3 separate regions of the Homo sapiens genome follow, and regions 1 and 2 are each linked to region 3. A link is a contact called in ENCODE Hi-C or POLR2A ChIA-PET data. All regions are on one chromosome and are shown on one strand. Each heading gives the region's core, a stretch centred on a gene start or an enhancer-like site at or near the end of the contact. The rest is flanking DNA. Distances are from core to core; before and after follow the strand shown. Region 1 holds the start of BRI3BP (BRI3 binding protein). Region 2 holds the start of RHOF (ras homolog family member F, filopodia associated). Region 3 holds the start of SNRNP35 (small nuclear ribonucleoprotein U11/U12 subunit 35).

The links. Hi-C counts contacts between places; a loop is a spot of excess contacts on that map. ChIA-PET counts read pairs that join two places held with the same protein, here RNA polymerase II (POLR2A). Pooled maps may share reads with other maps.
Region 1: a loop to region 3 is called in a map with no recorded cell type, with 6 times the contacts of the local background. The contact joins the promoter of BRI3BP here to the promoter of SNRNP35 in region 3. A Hi-C loop is called at or near these places in 1 of 37 single-sample maps with no recorded cell type and 1 of 50 pooled maps. POLR2A ChIA-PET finds 5 or more read pairs at or near these places in 1 of 52 experiments (PC-9).
Region 2: a loop to region 3 is called in a pooled map, with 2.5 times the contacts of the local background. The contact joins the promoter of RHOF here to the promoter of SNRNP35 in region 3. A Hi-C loop is called at or near these places in 1 of 37 single-sample maps with no recorded cell type and 4 of 50 pooled maps. POLR2A ChIA-PET finds 5 or more read pairs at or near these places in 1 of 52 experiments (naive thymus-derived CD8-positive, alpha-beta T cell).

What each region holds. Positions count from the first base shown.
Region 1 is chr12:124,991,303-124,995,572 of GRCh38, forward strand. It overlaps BRI3BP (BRI3 binding protein), which reads left to right and starts at 2,343. Exons shown (of 3, transcript NM_080626.6): 1 at 2,343-2,701. The coding sequence starts at 2,489. RefSeq lists enhancers at 913-1,413, 3,133-3,222 and silencers at 2,173-2,492, 2,513-2,562, 2,663-2,712, 2,723-2,972, 2,983-3,042.
Region 2 is chr12:121,790,669-121,795,188 of GRCh38, forward strand. RHOF (ras homolog family member F, filopodia associated) reads right to left here and starts at 3,020. Exons shown (of 5, transcript NM_019034.3): 1 at 2,828-3,020; 2 at 2,484-2,571. The coding sequence starts at 2,965. It also overlaps a transcript of SETD1B not described here. RefSeq lists enhancers at 2,091-2,922, 2,928-3,468, 3,415-3,464, 4,009-4,520 and a silencer at 2,395-2,934.
Region 3 is chr12:123,456,802-123,461,748 of GRCh38, forward strand. It overlaps SNRNP35 (small nuclear ribonucleoprotein U11/U12 subunit 35), which reads left to right and starts at 1,338. Exons shown (of 2, transcript NM_022717.4): 1 at 1,338-1,415. RefSeq lists enhancers at 1,025-1,891, 1,566-1,645, 1,892-2,757.

The sequences.
Region 1 (4,270 bases), core at 1,093-3,592, 1.5 Mb after region 3:
ACGGAAGGCTGAGGCAGGAGAATCGCTTGAACCCCGGAGGCGGAGGTTGCAGTGAGCCGAGATCATGCCACTGCACTCCAGCCTGGGCAACAGAGCAAGACTCCGTCTCAAAAAATAAAAAATAAATAAAAAAAAAAGTTGAACAAAAGAAGCCAACCCCCAGAGTACTGTGTGGTTCATTTACATAAACTTCAAACACAGGCAAATGAATCCCCTAAATTTTAAGAGGAACATAGTGAATGGGAGGGGACAAAGGGAGGCTTCGTGGGGGAACTGGTAATGTTTCGTTTCTTGATTTGGGTGCTGGTTACCTTGGGTATTCAGTTTGTGAAAATTCATAAAAATTTATATGATTGTGTATTTTTCTGTATGTTATACCTTAATTAAAAAGTTTATTATTATTATTATTATTATCATTTTTTATAGAGATAGGTTTCACTATGTTGGCCAGGCTGGCCTCGAACTCCTGTGTTCAAGCAATCCTCCTGCCTTGGCCTCCCAAAACAAGCTTGTGCCACTACACCTGGCGTAAAAAAAGGTTTTTGTTTTGTTTTGTTTTGTTTTTGGGACGGAGTTTCACTCTTGTTGCCCAGGCTGGAGTGCAGTGGCTTAGTCTCGGCTCACTGCAACCTCCGCCTCCCAGGTTTAGGCGGTTGTCCTGCCTCAGCCTCCCGAGTAGCTGGGATCACAAGCAGGCACCACCATAACTGGCTCATTTTGGATTTTTTTTTTTTTTTTTTTTTTTTTTTGAGACGGAGTCTCGCTCTGTCGCCCAGGCTGGAGTGCAGTGGCACGATCTCGGCTCACTGCAACTTCCGCCTCCCGGGTTCACGCCATTCTTCTGCCTCAGGCTCTGAGTAGCTGGGACTACGGCGCCCGCCGCCACGCCCGGCTATTGTATTTTTAGTAGAGACGGGGTTTCACTGTGTTAGCCAGGATGGTCTCGATCTCCTGACCTCGTGATCCGCCCGCCTCGGCCTCCCAAATTGCTGACCTTGTGATCCGCCCGCCTCGGCCTCCCAAAGTGCTGGGATTACAGGCGTGAGCCACGGCGCCTGGCCTCATTTTGTATTTTTAGTAGAGACGGAGGGATTTCTCCATGTTGGTCAAGCTGGTCTCGAACTCCCGACCTCAGGTCACCCGCCTCAGCCTCCCAAAGTGCTGGAATCACAGGCGTTAACCACCGCACCCGACCTACAAAAAAGTTTTTAAAAAGATAAACAATACAGGAAAAAATGTGCAAAGGATATGAATAGGTAATTCACAGAGAAGTAATTCAAATGGCCAATAAATCTATGAAAATCTTACTAGGAATCCAGAAAATGTAAATTCAAAAATAAGAGCATTTTGTATTCTTTGGATTGGCAAAAATTGAGTTTTATTTTCTTGGTTGTCTAAAAAAAATGTTGGTTAGACTTGATTTGTTTGATTTAGGATGCAAACAGGGTCCTTGCATTGCATGGGTTATTATGGCTCTTAAGTCTTTAAAACCAATTATCCTCCTCTTCGCTCACCTTTTATACCAATTATTTATTGAACAAACTGGGTCGTTTGTTTGGTAGAATGCCCCACATGCTGGAGTTGGTTGGTTGCTTCTGCTGCTTCTAAGTTTTCCTTATCTGCCATATTTCCTGTAAACTGTAGGTTTGATCTAGAGGCCCCATCAGGTTCATGCTCAACTTGTCTTGGCAAGAATCCATCGCAGGTGGCGCTGGTACTTCCTGGCACTAAGATCGATTGGCGGGACCGGGACTTCGCGGCTTAGCCCCTCCATTTTCAAGTTCCCCGCCAAACCCTCCCCTCTTGGTTGTACCCATTTCTGATGATCATCGCGTGAATCCATCATTCTATTGAGGGGTGCCAAATAATTTTCGGATTCTCTCATTCATCCTCATGTATTAGCTGGACTTTGTAAAAGAAAGTCCCTCCCCAACTATTTTGGGGCTCTGAAATACAGTTCATTCAGGAAGGGCAGGAGGATGCCTGATGCTTTCTTGTTATTTAAAATTTTCAGGATGAATGAGCTGATGCCCACGAGGGCGAATTTTGGGGTACCATTATAATACATTCAGGGAGATTACATATATGTCTATTTCATGTTTTTCAATCAGTTGCAGTCACTTTCCTGGTTGAAGCTGTTGCAAGTTTTACAGGCACGGGTTGCTTTTCCACGGATAAGTTAAAAAAGAGAATTTTTTTTTAAATGATGAGAAGCCGCACCGGGTCGGGGCAGGCTTCCGGGAGGCGGGCGCGGGGCCCCGGGGCCGGGTCGCGTTGGTCCCGCGCCGGGGGCGGGGCGCGGCGTGGGCTGGGCCGTGCGCCTTTGCGCGCGGGGCGGGGCAGGTGGCGCAGCAGCGGCGGCGGCGGCTGTGGGTAAAGGCGCGGCGCGCGGCCCCCGAGCGCGCCAACCTTGCCCTAGCCGGAGCCCGCTGCGGCCCAGCGCACGGCCCTCACCCCGCATCGCGACCCCGCGCCCCGCCGGCCGAGCATGGGCGCGCGCGCCTCAGGCGGGCCCCTGGCCCGGGCCGGGCTCCTGCTGCTGCTGCTGCTGCTGCTGCTGCTCGGGCTGCTGGCCCCGGGCGCGCAGGGGGCGCGGGGCCGCGGCGGCGCGGAGAAGAACAGCTACCGCCGCACGGTCAACACCTTCTCCCAGAGCGTCAGCAGCCTGTTCGGCGAGGACAACGTGCGCGCCGCTCAGAAGGTGGGCGCCGGGCCCGCGCCCGCGGTCACCTTGCCCCGGTCGCCACGCACCTGGCTACCGGGGCCGACCTGGGAGGAGCGCGGCCTCCGGGGCTGCCCGCCCGGCCAGCGCGCGGGAAGAGGGGGTCCGGCCTGCGCCTCGGGGCCTGCCGCCTGCGGCCCCCGCCGGGCCTGACCAGTGCGGGTCTGGGCGGCCGGGCCTCGGGGCGCCCTCTCCTCTGCGCCGCGCTTCTCCTTGGACCTTGCCTCCGCGGTCGGCGCAGCCAGAGTCTCTCCCGGCTGCGCTGACGCCTGCCGCGCGTCTCATTCATTCATTCACCGCGTTTGAATGGCTCCTACTGTGAGCCAGGCAGCACACTGGCGCTCTCGGTCCCCACGCGGCTGCGCCCTCCCCAGCTACCCCGGGTTTGTCCTAGCCTCGCATCCCGACCCACTTCCCCTGGGACCTTCTGCCCCACTCCTCCTCCTGCTTTGAAGATACTTGGAGTTGTTTTTACTTTACAGGAAAAGAAGGGAGCAATGCGATTTGCTCGGTGGCTTTGGGAAACCGAGCACCTACTGTGTGCGGGGCCTTTCGCGTGGAGCCTTTTGTTTAGTTTGGGGAGGTCCCGGATCCTGCAGCCTCCTGGGAAGGGTGTTGAGTCCCAGGAGGATCGCAGGGGGTTTTCCCCAATTCCTGCTCTCTGGAGCTAGGTGCGATAGGGGTGCCATTCCGGGCCGAAGTCCGCCGACTAGCTCTTGAGAAGGAGGAAGTTACTGGGGACAGTTGTGTGTGGTATTGCGGTTCCTTTGCTGTTCCCTGGGGAGGAGGGGGCTCTTGCTTGCCGCCAGCCTTCCTGGGGTTTTGGAGTCAGAGAAGTTTGGGTTCAAGTTGGAGCTCTACCAGTTGGATGACTTTGGGGAAGTGACTTCACTTCTTTGAGCTTGTTTCTTTATTTGTTAAATGGGGATAGTAATCATTCCCCTTCATTGCGAGGTTGTAATTATGACTAGTTGGTACCTTCCTGGCCCAGAATCATGGCTAAAAAGTTAAAGTTTTCTGCTCATTGAGAGGGAGTGGGGAATAGAAGGGAATATGAAGGCCGAAATCAGATTGACTGCATGTTCTTACTGGATAACATGAAAGGTTAATTTGTTAGGAAAACAGTAAGTTTTGACCTCCCTCTCCTGTGGGCAGGGGCACCTCTTGCACAGGTGGGTCTGTGTCTTCATACATGTAGGGGAGAGAACGCTTTGTAGGTGGCCAAAGAGGGGCAAGGAAGCAGGGCTGAACGCCTGAATGTGAAAAGGTTGCCCTGGAGTCTGGCGCGGGAAAGGATCAGGGGTGTGAGTGCAGGGAGTCTCACTTACTTCCTCTTGATGCCGTTTCGGAGCTATTTGAAGGCAGAAATCATTTGTTTTAGAGCAAAAATAAGCCTGTCTTTTTCACGCAGGGTGACCACAGGATCCCCATGTCTCAACTGACGGTGGTTCCATGTGACAATCTAAGGCCAACAAACATGAAATACGAGTGGTTATTTAAGACTTTTACTTAAATAAGACAATCTGTATTCTGGCAGAGCATCTCCGA
Region 2 (4,520 bases), core at 1,770-4,269, 1.7 Mb before region 3:
CCCTCCTTGGGGTCTGTCAGACTGTGAGGCTAGCCACCTCCCCTGAGCCCTGCTTCTCTGCTGCTTGGAAGAGACTTGCCAGGGAAGATAGATCTCCCCGCTGCAGCAGGGTCTGGGGGTCAGCTTGGGGCATGGCACCGTAGATTCCAAAGCACAGGCTTGAGCTAGGGCTGGGCAGGGATGGTAGGAGGATCTTTTTAATTTTTTTTAATTTTTATTTTTTGAAACAGGGTCTCGCTCTGTTGCCCAGGCTGGAGTGCAGTAGCGTGATCTTGACTCACTGCAATTTCCGCCTCCTGGGTTCAAGCAATTCTCCTGCCTCAGCCTTCCGAGTAGCTGGGACTATAGGTATGTGCCAACACGCCTGGCTAATTTTTATACTTTTAGTAGAGACGGGGTTTCATCATGTTGCCCAGGCTGGTCTTGAACTCCTGGCTTCAAGCAATCCTCCTGCCTCAGCCTCCCAAAGTGCTGGGAGATGTAGTCTCGCCCTGTCACCCAGGCTGGACTGCAATGGCACAATCTCGGCTCACTGCAACCTCTGCCTCCCGGGTTCAAACGATTCTCCTGCCTCAGCCTCCCGAGTAGCTGGGATTACAGGTGCCCACCACCACACCCAGCTAATTTTTGGATTTTTAGTAGAGATGGGGTTTCACCATGTTGGGCAGGCTGGTGGACATCATATATTAATCTGATTTAATCCTCATGACCCTCTTAGTGCTCATGACAGATCAGGAAACTGAGGCCCAGACATCCCCAATGATACGTAGCCAATAGAGCTGGGGTCAAAGCCCAGATCTGACTCCAAAGAGGATGGCAGGAACAGGATGGGACCATGGATGGGATCCCCATGGTGCCAGTGGTCGCCTGCTTCTGGTGACTGTAGCAGGGGATGCTCCTCCATCCCTCTGGTAGCAGCTCTTAGCACAAATTCTTCCTACAGCAACTTGCAGCTTTCCAGAATCTCCACAACTCAATCTACTCTGACATGTTCCTTGAGCATCTCTCTCTGGGCAAGGCCAGAAAGGCCATCCCTGTTCTTATGATGTGGAGGCTGCCCTGAACAGTGAACCCCGGGACCTGATAGGGGAGGCCCTGATGGCAGAGGAGGAGGAAAGAAAAAACCTCCTGACCTCTTGCAGGGCAGTGGGTTGCTGTGAATGTCTCCACCCAGCAGCACTTGACTCAAAAAGTGGGTCAATGACCTTGCCCCTCCCTGGCTACTGCACAGGAAACATGAGAGTAAAGGTGTCCCAGACCATGACTTTTACTACCCCCGGGCCACGCCCCGGGAATTCCTCTGATGCCTCAGCTCTCCCAGCTCACCAGGGGCTAGAGACAGGCGCTGTTTTGGGGTTGGCCCTACAGGGCCCACATCCCACAAAGACAGGTTCCTCAGAGGCCACGATAGGACCTGCTGAAGTCGGAATGGAGGGGGGCTCTGAGCTAGGACAGCCCCTTTTCGGGTCCTCTCCAAGGTCTAGGTGGGGGTGGAGGTGTCTGGATTTTGGCTCCATCCTAGGTCAGTGTCTGACCTCACCTCACACACACAAGGCTTGGCTGGCCGGAGAGGGCCACCGGATGACGTGGTTCCCTGCAGGTCACTAAACACTGAGTCACAGAGGTGGGGTGAGGCCCCACCTGGGGATCTCAACCTTTGGTCCCCAATGTTGATGAAGCCCAGATGGGAGTCAGGGTCCTCCCACTGACTGTTTCTCCTGTCCCCACCCCTCACAACACCGACTCCCAAGCAATTGCACATAAATCCGTAAACCACCCGTGGGGGCCTGCAGGTGGCAGGCAGAGCCTGGTGTGGGGCCCCTGCCCCCAGTGCTCTGTTCCTTCCTCAGTTCATTTTCTACACTGTCTGGTTTTGTCCCAGGGAACTAGGAAAGCACAGAAGTAATTGTAGCCACGCAATTCCAGAACCACCAACTGCAAGCCGTGGAATCCTGGGAGCTGCAGACACAGAACTCGCATCCACAGGACCCCAGAGCCTCAGGCTGCAGAGCGCAGGCCACAGAGCCCTGGAGCCACAGGCTGATCTGCAGCCGGGAGCATCCCAGAACCACAGGACCCAGACACACAGCCCAGGCAATCCGAGCACCAAGGGACTCAAATCTGCAGCTCACAGAGTCTGCAGAGACCACAGCAGGTAGCGCAGCAATCCTGGAACCATGGGAGGCCCAAGAGCAGCCCACTGCTTTCTAGAACCACAGGAGAGGAACGAGCTGTGGGCTCTCAGCACAGAGCTGGGAGGGTGGCCCCAGAGTTCACCTCCTCCTCCAAACACCTTCCACTTACGTATAGGGCTTGGCCTCTAGGGCCCCGCAGCCAGCGCCCCTGAGCGGCCTCCAGGAGTGAAGAGCCGGCCAAGGCCCTGCCAAGGCTGCAGGGCGGGGACACCCAGTGGGGGACGCCCGGGAGGGGAAACCCTTCGGGCGGGCGGACCCTCGGGCCCCCCGGCGCGCAGGCGCACTCACCGGCCGTGTCGTAGAGGTTCAGGGTCACCTCCTTGCTGCCAACGGTCACGCTGGCCGTGTACTTCTCGAACACCGATGGGGCGTAGTGCTGCGGGAGAGGGGGTCGGGTTGGTCCTTAGTGGGGCCGGCGGGGGCCAAAGTTCCAGCTGAATCCACTGTCCACCCCCCTCACTCGTCCCGGATCAGCCCCCCCTCACCCCGCTGGGCTCTGGAATTCCCGAGGGGGCGCCCCGGGGTGGCGGCCGCCTGTCCGTGCTCGGGACGCTGGGGACTGAGGGTCGGGGCTCTGGGCTCAGGGTAAGGGGCGTCCCTCGCCCCCACCCCAGCCCCGCTGCGGGCCTCACCTCGGGGAAGGAGCCCTGGCTGTACACCATGAGCAGCGAGGTCTTGCCGCAGCCGCCGTCGCCCACGATCACGATCTTCAGCTCCTTCCTGCCCGGACCGGGGGCGGCGGTCTGGGCCAGGGCCCCGGGGGCATCCATTGCCCGGAGCCCGCAGCACTGGCGGCGGCGCGCCGGGCACTAGCGGAGCCAAGAGGTCGGGGGCGGGGCGGGGCCGGAACCAGCCCCGCCCACTCGGAGCAGCGCCGCCTCCGCCAGGCAGCCTCCCGGCCGACCTCCCAGCCTCAGTTTCCTTTCTGCTAAGGTCTCAGCCCTGGGTGTGGGTATTCAGCTCTCAGTCCCAGGGATACTGCAGCACCGGAAAAACGGGGCTCAGCTGCGAGCAAAGCTCCCACCCCCAACCCACCGCCACCCTCCGCGCGTCACGTCGCGCCCCTCGCCGGCGAGACCCGATCGTGGCTGCCCAGCGACTCCAGGTGCCCCTGATTAGCAGGCTCCGCCTTCGGCAGGGACCCTCTGATTGGCTGGCGCGGCCAGACAGGGTCTCCCGGATTGGCTGGCTGTGCCTCCGCACCGGGTTCGAGAAGCCCCCGGCCTCCAGCTCCGGGAAGAGCCCCTCAACTTTGCACTGCCCCAGCGGTGTGGCTTGGCACATGTCCGCCTCTGGCCTCAGCTTCCCCACAGGAGGTAGCGGCGGTGGCACCAGGGAAGATGCTGACGCGAGAGTCATGTCTGCCCACCTCGCCTGGGCCAGGGACGCCAGCGTGCACGCGGGTTCGGGGTGAGGGACTGGGCTCCGCTTACCCGCACCCCGACCCTGGGCTGCAGGGTGGACGTCTGACGCCCTCTGCCGGGCAATCGCCTCGGCGCCGGCCGCTCCGGGCGCAGGTTGGCCCGAAACCACTAGGGGCGGCCGCCTCCTTCCGGCAGGAGCCAGAGGCGTGAACCACGCAAGACGTCGTCAGGGAGGGGCAGGTTGGAGTAGCTCTAGTTGAAGTCAACTTGGTCCCTCTCCTGGAGCTTTGGAGACTGATAACCCCACACCCACCAAGAAATGTAAGAAAATGCGTTTCCTTGCCAGCAGCCACATGTCCTTCATCCCAGGAATCCCCCCAACTCTCCCATCCCCTGATCAAAACAGCTTATTTGTTGAGCACTTACTGTAGGCAGTGCTATCAGGGCTGCTGGCTGAATTACCCGTAACCCCCACCCCTCCTCTTACTCCTCACCCTGGGCGGGCTGACTGCCCTCTGCACCACCCAGATGAGTCGACAGGGTGGCAGAGGGACCCCCCCCTGGAGCCGGTCCACGGCAGACAGGCACGAGAGCATGGCCGAGAGTGGGATCCTACCAGCTGGGGTAGGAAGAGCCCATTTCTAACAAAACCCCCAACAGCAGCATGGTTGGGGGCAAGTGGCCTTCGTAGTTTCCTCAGATAGGGGCTGGCAGGACTCAGGATCTTTTTGCTGGCGACCCCACCCCGAAGACTCCCAGTTTTCAAGGTCTCGGCAAGGGTCATGTAAACCTCACTTCGTGGAGGAAAACCGCCAACCTGGCAGTTCCATGGTCAAGGTTCTCACAGTGCAAGCAAGGCACGGTCTGACCACCAGAGGGCAGCAGCGACCGCCCACAGAATCCCAAGACCACAGCAGAGCTGGGAAGGGGAGGCCGGGGAGGCACCCCAGGTTCTCAGTGG
Region 3 (4,947 bases), core at 88-2,587:
GGTCAGCCAGGTGTGGTGGCTCACGCCTGTAATCCCAGCACTTTGGGAGGCCAAGGCAGGCAGATCACTTGAGATCGGGAGTTCAAGACCAGCCTGACCAACATGGAGAAACCCCATCTCTACTAAAAATACAAAATTAGCCGGGCATGGTGGCACATGCCTGTAATCCCAGCTACTCGGAAGGCTGTCAGGAGAATTGCTTGAACCTGGGAGGCGGAGGTTGCGGTCAGCCGAGATCGTGCCATTGCACTCCAATATGGGCAACAAGAGTGAAACTCTGTCTCAAACAAAACAAAACAAAAACAAACAAACAAACAACAACATAGGGGTCTTGCTCTGTTGCCCAGGCTGACAGGCTGAACTTGAACTCCTGGCCTCAAGCCTCACGACTCAGCCTCCCTAGTAGCTGAAACTGCAGATGGCCTCCACTGACAGTGGCTACCATATATTTTCAAACATAAAATTTTAAGCTATAGATTTTTCTTTTTTTTGAGACGGACTTTCACTCTTGTTGTTCAGGCTGGAGTGCAATGGCACCATCTCAGTTCATCGAAACCTCTGCCTCCCGGGTTCAAGTGATTCTCCTGCCTCAGCCTCCTGAGTGGCTGGGATTACAGGCACATGACACCATGTCCAGCTAATTTTGTATTTTTAGTAGAGAAGGGGTTTCTCCATGTTGCTCAGGCTGGTCTCGAACTCCGAACCTCAGGTGATCCGCCCGCCTCGGCCTCCCGAAGTGCTGGGATTACAGGCGTGAGGCATGCCACCTGGCCTTTTTTTTTTTTTTTTTTTTTATAAAGAAATTGGGGCCGGGCGCGATGGCTCACGCCTGTAATCCCAGCACTTTGGGAGGCCGAGGCGGGCGGATCACTTGAGGTCAGAAGTTCGAGACCAGCCTGGCCAACATGGCAAAACCCTGTCTCTACTAAAAATACAAAAAATAGCCGGGCGTGGTGGCGGGCGCCAGTAATCCCAGCTACGCGGGAGGCTGAGGCAGGAAAATCACTTGAACCCGGGAGGCGGAGGTTGCAGTGAGCCGAGTTCGCACCACTGCACTCCAGCCTGGGCGACAGAGGGAGTCTCCGTCTCAAGAAAAAATAATAAATAAGAATAAATAAATAATAAAGTAAAATGTCCCAGGTAACTGCATATTCGATAGTCTTTCTTTCAACTTAGTTGTTGAATTAGCAATTTTTCTCTTAAAAAAATTTTTTTTTAGCTTATTGTCTTCGGAGATGATAACACCCTCGTTGCGTGGGAGTAAAATTTTAAAGGTAAAACAAACAGGAAACGAGCGTCGGCGGCGAATCTGCTGCTACCAATGTAAAGGTCAGGCCGAGGCCGGCGCGGAGAATCTGCTGTCGCCTGCAGCTGCTCGCCTGTCTCCGTCGGAAGGGAGCCCAAGCTTTGCAGAGGTGAGTGGAAGCGGCTTGGAAGGAGCGGGCCCCACGCCGGAGAGAAGGAAGAGGGAGTGCGGCCCAGACGCTGTGCCCGCGCTTGTGTGGGGCGCCATGTTGAAACCTGGCAAAGGGGACGACATTCTGGGTTGCGTTGCGGGGAGTGGGGACGAGAGCTGGATTGGAAGGATGGCGCCTTACTCCCTGCGGCCCCCAGAGAAGGAGAGGGGCGGGGGAGCGGCCTCGAGGGTTGGCGGCCAGGCTGCAGGCTGGATGGGAAGGATAGGCTTTTCCACAGAAACTTAGGTGTTTGCCTCCGAGGCCCACTGCGCATGCCCTGGAGGGCTCTGTGGGTTCCGCCTTCAGTTTTGCTTTTCACAGGAGGGGCAAAGTCTTTTTTTTTTTTTTTTCCTTTTTGAGACAGTCTTGCTCTGTCGCCCGGGCTGGAGTGCAGTGGTGCGATCTCGGTTCACTGCAACCTCCGCCTCCTGGGTTCAAGCGATTCCACTGCCTCAGCTTCCCGAGTAGCTGAGACTACAGGCGCCCGCCACCACGCCCTGCTAATTTTTTGTATTTTACTGGAGACGGGGTTTCACCATGTTAGCCAGGATGGTCTCGATCTCCTGTCCTCGTGATCCACCCGCCTCGGCCTCCCAAAGTGCTGGGATTACAGCCGTCAGCCACCGTGCCCGGCCAGGAGGGGCAGAGTCTTACCCCGAAGACCCAGGAAGGAGAGGCTTCATTTATTTTTTTGTTTTTCCCCAGAGACAGGGAGTCGCCCAGGCTGGAGAGCGGTGGCGCGATCTCGGCTCACTGCAGCGTCGACATTTCGGGTCAAGCAGTCCTCCCGCCTCAGCCTCTCAAGTATCTGGGACCACAGGCGCGACCCCACGCCCGGAGAATTGATTATTGATTGATTGATTGAAACGGGGTCTCACTTTGTTGCCCAGGCTGGTCTCGAATTTCTGGGCTCAAGCGATCCTCCAGCCTCGGCCTCTCAAAGTGCTGGTATTACAGGCGTGAGCCAGCGCGTGCCTGGCCAAAAATTTTCTAAATTTGTATAATAATTTATAATTGTAATGCATTTTTATAGACACCATATGATCTAATCTTCACAAAAACCTAGTGAAGTGACATTTAGCTACATTTCACAATAAGAATCCTGAAGCTCAAAATTTACTGACCTCAAATAATCCACCCGCCTTGGCCTCCCAAAGTGCTGGGATTACAGGCATGAGCCACCGCGCCCTGGCCCCCACCATTCATTTCGGCTCTCATCCCCTGTTGATGAGTAAAATGAGAATGAGGCCCAGGCGCGGTGGTTCACGCCTGTAATCCCAGCACTTTGGGAGGCTGAGGCAGGCGGGTCATCTGACATCAGGAGTTTGAGACCAGCTTGGCCAACATGGTGAAATCCTGTCTGTACTAAAAATGCAAAAATTAGCTGGGCGTGGTGGTGTGTGTCTGTAATCCCAGCTACTCGGGAGGCTGAGGCAGGAGAATCACTTGAACCTGGGAGGCAGAGGTTGCAGTGAGCCGAGATTGGCCATTGCACTCCAGCCTGGGTGACAGAGTGAGACTTTGTCTCGAGTAAAAAAAGAGAATGTAAAAATCGAAAGAGATTGTTGTAGGAAATCTCAACCTAATGCTGCCGGGGAGGAAGTGCACCTAGAAAGATTAATGAGAAACAATGAAACCAGCTGTTAGTATCTATAGAAGCATGCAGATGAGAGAGAGAACAAAATCCATGCTTATCCGTTTGTAATTCTCCTCCATTTTAATTTGAAGAAGTCTTAAAGTTTTGAACAGGAGCTCTGTGTACAATAATATCAGTTTTATTTGGTAGATCCTTGTGACTCCTGACTTCAAATGATCCGCTCATCTTGGCCTCCTCAAGTGCTAGGATTGCTGGCGTGAGCCACTGCACCGGGCCCCTTGTGACTTTTTAACGTTGAATGGGGAGGGGTTCTTTTCCTTCAGGAGAGGAGGGGTGGGTCTCAGCCTCAGACACCCAGAATACTGGTTTGTGTGTTTTCTTTTTCCTATCTTTATCTCCAAAACCTTATATTTTATGAAAAGCATCAGAGGAAACGATTAAGAGCTTTAGCTCTGGAGTCCACACTGCCCCTGGTTCTAACTCCTCCACTGGGCTACTTCTTAGCTTTAGGATTTGGGGCACAGGCTGCCTTTTTGTGTCTGACCTTTTTCATCTGAAAAGGCAATAATAATATAGTACCTAAGTCCTGGTATTGTTGAGAAGTGAGAGGAGTTAAGAGGTTAGTACAGGCTGGGTTCGCTGGCTCACATGTGTAATCCCAGCACTTTGGGAGGCTGAGGCAGAAGGATAGCTCATGCCCAGGAGTTCAAGATCAGCCTATGCAATATAGTGAGACCCCATCTCTACAAAAAAAAAAAAAAAAAAAAAAGCTGGGTATGGTGGCGCATAGTGAGTAATTCCAGGTACTCAGGAGGCTAGGGTGGGAGAGGCTGCAGTGAGCCATGACTGTGCCACTGTACTCCAGTCTGGGCAACAGAGCAAGACCCTGTCTCAAAAAAAATTCAAGCGATTCTCCTGCCTCAGCCTTCTGTAGCTGGGATTACAGGCATGCACCACCATGCCTGGGTAATTTTGTATTTTCAATAGAGACGGGGTTACTCCATGTTGGTCAGGCTAGTCTCGAACTCCCGACTTCAGGCAATCTGCCCACTTTTGCCTCCCAAAGTGCTGGGATTCAGGCGTGAGCTACTGCGCCTGGCCTTTTTTTTTTTTTTTTTTTTTTTTTTAAAAACAGAGACAGGGTCTCACCATGTTTCCCATGTTGCCCAGGCTAGTCTCGAACTCCTGGGCTCAAGGGATCCTCCCATTTTGGCCTCTCAAAGTGCTGGGATTACAGGCGTGAGCCACCACGCCCAGCCTCTTCTTTCTTTTTTTTTTGAGACGGAGTCTCGCTCTGTCGCCCAGGCTGGAGTGCAATGGCGGGATCTCAGCTCACTGCAAGCTCTGCCTCCCGGGTTCACGCCATTCTCCTGCCTCAGCCTCCCGAGTAGCTGGGACTACAGGCGCCCACCACTACGCCTGGCTAATTTTTTTTTTTTTTTTTGTATTTTTAGTAGAGACGGGGTTTCACTGTGTTAGCCAGGATGGTCTCAATCTCCTGACCTCGTGATCTGCCCGCCTCGGCCTCCCAAAGTGCTGGGATTACAGGCATGAGCCACCGCGCCCGGCTGCCTCTTCTTTTTTTCACGTGGAGAAATTCCAGCCACGAGAGAAGACACAAATTGAGTTAGAGCCAGAGCCCAGACCAGGACTGAAATTGTCTCCCTCTCATCCTGTGCTCCTTCTGTCACTCCATCTGTTTTTCATTCTTTTACTGACAGCAGAGAGGCAGCCTCTGCAAAGTTGCTTGTTGATGATGACAGACATATTGCCCTCCTTTTACCATGTGGTGGTAAACAGTGTCATGTCCTGTTCTTGTTTCTCAATGATCAGGTTTGCCTGATTTGGACTAAAAAAAGTTCTATGATTTTTTTTTTTTTTTTTGAGACAGAG